Linked DNA regions of Homo sapiens: region 2 is linked to region 1. Evidence: chromatin contacts called from ENCODE Hi-C data. All regions are on one chromosome and are shown on one strand. The core of a region is the stretch at or near the end of the contact, and the rest is flanking DNA. Distances in the headings are between cores, read along the strand shown.

Region 1 (2,700 bases), core at 103-2,602:
AGCCTCCTGAATAGTTGAGAATATAGGCGCCCACCACTATGCCTGGCTAATTTTTATAGAGATGGGGTTTCCCCCATGTTGCTCAGGCTGGTCTCAAACTCCTGGGCTCAAGCAATCCTCCTGCCTCTGCCTCCCAAAGTGTTGGGACTACAGGTGTGAGCCACTGTGCGGGCCCCACCCACACACCTTGACCTTCTCTTATTTCCACCTTGGCTATGGTCTCAAGGAAGTAAGTCCTTCTAAATATCCTAATCCCCCCACTTTTTTTTTTTCTTGAGATAGGGTCTTGCTCTGTCACCCAGGCTAGAGTGCAGTGGTACAATGACGGCTCACTGCAGCCTCAACCTCCCATGCTCAAGTGATCCTCCCATCTCAGCCTGGGCCCACAGGCATGCACCACCACACATGGCTGATTTTTTTTCTAGAGACAGGGTTTTGCCATGTTGTCCAGGCTGGTCTCAAACTCCTGGGCTCAGGGAATCCTCCCTCCTCAATCTCCTAAAGTGCTAGGATTACAGCTGTGAGCCACCCTGCCTGGCCTGATCCCTTTCTTGATCTCCTCAAGAAGGGCTATTAGCTCTGGTCTATTCTGACCTCCCCATAAATCAGAAATGCAGCACAACTTTTAAAGAAAGCTCTAATAATAGATGTCACTTATTGAGTATTTACAATGACAGGCAATTTACACAACACTATTTCACTTAATCTCTCAAATAACCCTTTAAAACAGGTACTATTATCCCCACTTTCAGGTGAAACAATTGAGTCTGGGAGCAGGTAAGGGACTCAACTAAGAAAGTTCGCACAGCTGATAAGCACTGGAATCAAGATTCAAACCCCAGTCTGCCTAACGCAAAAGCCACACACACTTGTCCCTACTCCATGCTACCTTGAACCCTTGTCATTCTCTTCTGAGGGAGCATCTGACAGTATGTGCAGAGGCGTAAAGTCTTCCATCAAGTTACCGCTTAAAGCTCATAAAGTCCTTTCCCTAGCTTCACATAGAAAAGGAGGCACAGACCTAGCTATTTATTGCTCCTGCTGCTTGATCAGAGTGGAAGTTCCAATCAGACACCGCAGGAGGAAACGTGGCCAGACATTACAACCAGCAACAATGGGATCACAGCCAGGGCATTTCTATGAACCCTTCCCTCCTCCTCCACAACCTTCAGAAGACAAACAAATGATAAGACACAATCAGAATCAAGGAAGGCTCCCAGCAAAATCAAACCTGACCTCAGCCTAACAAACATTCACTTCAATCATCTGGGTTCTCCAGCTTTATGGCTTAAGGAAGTAATTGCATCCAACACTCTTGTGTCTACTGTTTGTTCTCCATGCCTTAAAGCCCCAGCTTGTGAATCATCTCTAGAAGCCCAGACTGGGAAAGGCACTGGCCTTCCTTTCCCATCTACTAGGGGATTAATTTCATCATGCCACTTATCCTGGTTATCAGTTCACACATGTGCCTCAGAATGCTTCTCAACATAACATCAAAGTGGTTTACAGGCACGGAGGAAGTCCCAGACTCAATTCCAGGATTAAGATTAAAACAGCAAAATATACTCAGACCTGTAGCCAGAAGAAAGACGCATTATTAAACATAGTCATTTTATAGCACTCCATACCCATGGATGTCATGCTTGTTATTTGACTATCCACATGAAGCCCATCTCCTTTCAGAGCCCTGCATGGCAATGTGTGAGAGCTGAAAGTTCATCTCCTTTCAGAGCCCTGCACCCAGGACAGGGTGCCCCACCCGGATCCCCTTTACCAAGCCTGTGTAGCTATTCTCCAGATACTGTGAGTGGTGGCTGCTAGTGTCTCACAACTACTCACTTCTCAGGAGAGTTCTCCTTGGCCGATGAGAGCCACCTTGCCTGGAAGGTAAGTCACTCCTTTCCCATGACAAAAGCTCTCTCCCTGCAGATAAAAGCAAAGCTAGGCTCCATATGAGACCACATTCCAGCTCAGCAGTGTCCTGTGCCCCATTCAGCTTCCTTCATACTCTTACAGGTTTCCCCCGAGAACTCTCTCCCAATAAATCACATGCACTAGAATCCCTGTGTCGGGTGCTGTCTCTCGGGAACCCAATCCAAGACACAGAGTTGGAAGCAAAGATAAGTTCAAGAGTAAAACCCTGCAATAAGTCACCCATGATAGCAAGATTCTGGATTTAATGCAGTTAGTGGTGGGTTGTGCTTTCAAAAAGGGGCAAAATAAACTTCTATTTAGGGGAAAGTGGATAGAATTGTGTAGGGGAAGGTGAGGCTGGACTGGGAAATGGCAGGCAACCCTGTGTCAGCAAGTGATGCAGGGAGGAAGACAGTAAGTCCCTGAGTCCCCAGTATTCTTCTGACCCAATCTCCCCAAATAGGCCAATGAAAGAGTGCCAACTCTCCAGGAGATTCCTGGAGTATCCTAGCCAACCATAGGACCCAGAATCATCCCCATGAATATTTAAGCCAGAGAGGTCCACTGCCACCAGAAACTGCAGCCAGTGCTAGAACAGATTTTGATCACACAGTCAGACTTCTGGAACTCCTGGCCAGGTAGCTATGAAGACTTGCCCAATTTTTCATCAACTTCATGGCATGGCATTTTACTTGCATACTATGAGGGAAGTTTACTGTATTATGTTTAAGGTTGTTAAATTCAAAGTGGGTAACAATTGTAACCCCATCAATTTTTATCCATGAA
Region 2 (2,700 bases), core at 170-2,669, 130 kb after region 1:
CATAAACGCTCCCTTTCTGCTCCTTCTCAGCCCACGCTGCCTGCGACTTCAGAGGTCGCCCTTTTAACTTTCCACCGTCCACGTCTGCATCACTGAATCGGGGTCCAGCCCAGCCACTCAGCCCCAGGAGGATTGGGGTGGGTCCCAGGGGATGGGAAGGGTGGGAAGGCGAGAGTAGTAAGGTGCAAGCTGCAACCGGAGCGGCGCCGCGGGGCTGGGATTGCCGCTGCTGGGGAGGGCGCGAGGGTGCGGCGCAGAAACCCATAGCCTGGCGGGCGGACGGCGCGGGTACTCACGCACTGCCTCCTGCTTAGGGTCAAGCGTGCTGAGGACGCGCTGCACGCCGCCGAGCTTGCCCTGCAGCGCCCAGACGCGGCGGTGGGTGAGCTGGATGTCGCTCTCGAGCTCCTGGAAGAGGCTGCAAGCGTGCCGGGCCACGTCCGAGAGCTGCCGGAGGACACGGGCCAGAGCGGCGTTGCTGACCGCGCATAGGTCCAGCATGAGCAGCACGGCCGCCGCCGCCGCCGCCGAGGACGCCTCGCCGGCTGCGGGCGCCGCCTCCGGGATCCCCGCCGTGCTCTCCTCGCCAGCCACGGACGCCTCTCCGTGCGGCGGCTGAGTCTGGTCGGCCGGCGCGGGCAGTGGCGGCGGCGGCGGTGGCAGCCCTGAAGGTGCAGGGACGGCGCGGGCTGGCTCCTCTGGCCCTGGCGCCTCGACCTCGTCCAGGTCCCTCCGGCCCGGCGGCTGCAAGGGCGGCGGCGGCTCAGCGCTGCCTCCGCTCGCGTCCACTGCTGGGCCGGGCGCAGGGCGCCGCTGCCTGCACAGCCATTGCGGCTCCACGATCCGCTTGGCGAAAGGCATCCCGCGCAGCCAGGCGGCGACTTTCTGGTCTCCTCCAAGCGCCCCTGTGAGCTGGAGACCGGGCGCGCCCACCTGAGCAGGGAGGGGGCAGGAGTCCGGCAAAAGCGCGATCTGGCAGTCCGGATACGCAGGGGGCTTCTCTGCTCACCTTGCCTCCTCTTCCCCGCCCTCTCCCTAGCAAATCAGTCCAGCCAGTCCTCCTTTGGGTGCACCGTTCCCTGGGGAGGATGACAAGCGCTCCGCACAGAAATTTAGGGGTGCGCCTGGTCTCTTCTCACTTGCTTCCAACCAGGGTCGACTGGCTCAACTCCATCGTTTCTGTGCTCGCCGTCGCCACCCCGGCCACTGCCGTCGCCGCCGCCTATATAAATGGGCGTGCGTGTGTCTGTGTGTGTGTGGGTGAGTGGGTGGGTGGGTGTGAGTGTGTGCGCGCGCCTCAGTTTGAAAGTACCCCGGCGCAGGCCTCTCCCCGCGCGCCCCTCGGCCGCTCCGGGGAGCGATTGCGCCCGGGATCTCTCTCCCTGGCTGGGCGGGGAGGAGGTTTCGGAAAGGCGCTCTGAAAACCCGGAGAGAGGAATCTGCCTCCAGCCCGGGCGCAGGAGGCCGCGCGGGGGTGACGGGGCGGACGCAGGGCGGGGGAGGCCGGGGCGAGGGGGGCGCAGCGCCCTGTGCGGCCGCTGGGAGTCACTGGTGGCCTCGCCGTGCTGGGCGCGTTCAGGCGCAAAGACACTTCCTCACATCCAAGGGGTTGGAATTGAGACTGTCAGCGTGGTGGGGGCGGGGAGTCCTCAAGTTGGGAGTAGGGGTGTGGGCAGTAAGCGCAGAGGGAAGAGGGTGGGGTATTGAGGATGCGGCAGATTTGGCGTGTTGGAGCAAGTTTTTCGCCGAATTCCAGCTCTGTACAAGACCTTTGGGTTCTTACAGGGAAAACTGGGCTGCTCCTTGGAGATCCCCGGGCTCTATGAACGCAAGGAGACAACTGGGGAGGGCAAAGGGCGTAGGCGCATCTCCATGTGGCCAGAGCAGCCAGAGTGCTGTTTATACCCCTTCCCAGGCATCACGTGGCCCCCTGTTTTGGGCACGGGCTCTATAGAATATCGTGAATGAGACCCAAACCACCAATGAGCAAAATCCCCAGAAAACTGCTTACGAAACTCATTGCACGTTGGGTGAGATAAACGGCATTACCTCCTCGTCACCCTACTGTGCTGATCATACACAGGATTTTTAAAGTTCTCCATCAGAGAGATGATGATTTACAGAAGAAGGGAAAGTTTTCCCCTTCAGTTAACTGAAAGGTATAATTTCTAAAAAGGCATGCATTTTCGATTGCAGCAGGCTGCAGGCTGTATGCCGTCAGTAAAAAGAGTTTGGGAAATGTTAATAAAACACGTGCTTTCATGCCTCCAAAAAGTATACTGTAAAAATATTTTTTATTTTAAAGCCACAAGCCAGATCTTGGGAATGCAGCCTCTTTTCGTGTTTCTAAAGAGAACATGGAAAAAATATGTTTTATGGCAACAATAAAGTCCTCCAGACCTGCGGTGGTGTCTCCTCTCCTCCCTCTAAAGGCGGGAGAGGGAGGAGGCTCCAACAGTCAGCACTTTGGACTGGCCCACGCTTTGGTTTTAAAGGCTTCAACAGACCCTTGTCTTATTCTACAAAACAAAAAAAAAAAAACAAAAAAAAACCAAAATTTTCGGCAAGGACATATCCTTGTTCATAAAAGATCCAGGCTGAGGCTTTGGGGGTAAAGGGCCATGATGTCTGCAAAGTACACATAAATGTTTCAGTAACAACAAGAAGAAGAATGATGATAATAAAGATGTGTATGTATGA

The links. A loop is a pair of places that touch in the nucleus more often than their neighbours do. Pooled maps may share reads with other maps.
Region 2: a map of PC-9 shows a loop between it and region 1 (6-fold over the local background). The contact joins the promoter of NHS here to the enhancer-like site in region 1. A Hi-C loop is called at or near these places in 7 of 168 maps with a recorded cell type or tissue (PC-3, PC-9, gastrocnemius medialis and 4 more) and 5 of 50 pooled maps.

What each region holds. Positions count from the first base shown.
Region 1 is chrX:17,498,928-17,501,627 of GRCh38, reverse strand. All of the region lies in intron 1 of NHS (NHS actin remodeling regulator), which reads right to left. Among named protein-coding and RNA genes, the nearest start is that of NHS-AS1, 59 kb to the left of the region's middle. Within about 2 kb of position 1,352, at least 2 of the 41 ENCODE cell types and tissues checked have a DNase peak (open chromatin) inside an H3K27ac peak, as active enhancers do; they include PC-3 and PC-9, where a contact is called at or near this core.
Region 2 is chrX:17,373,919-17,376,618 of GRCh38, reverse strand. It overlaps NHS (NHS actin remodeling regulator), which reads right to left and starts at 1,419. Exons shown (of 9, transcript NM_001291867.2): 1 at 297-1,419. The coding sequence starts at 861.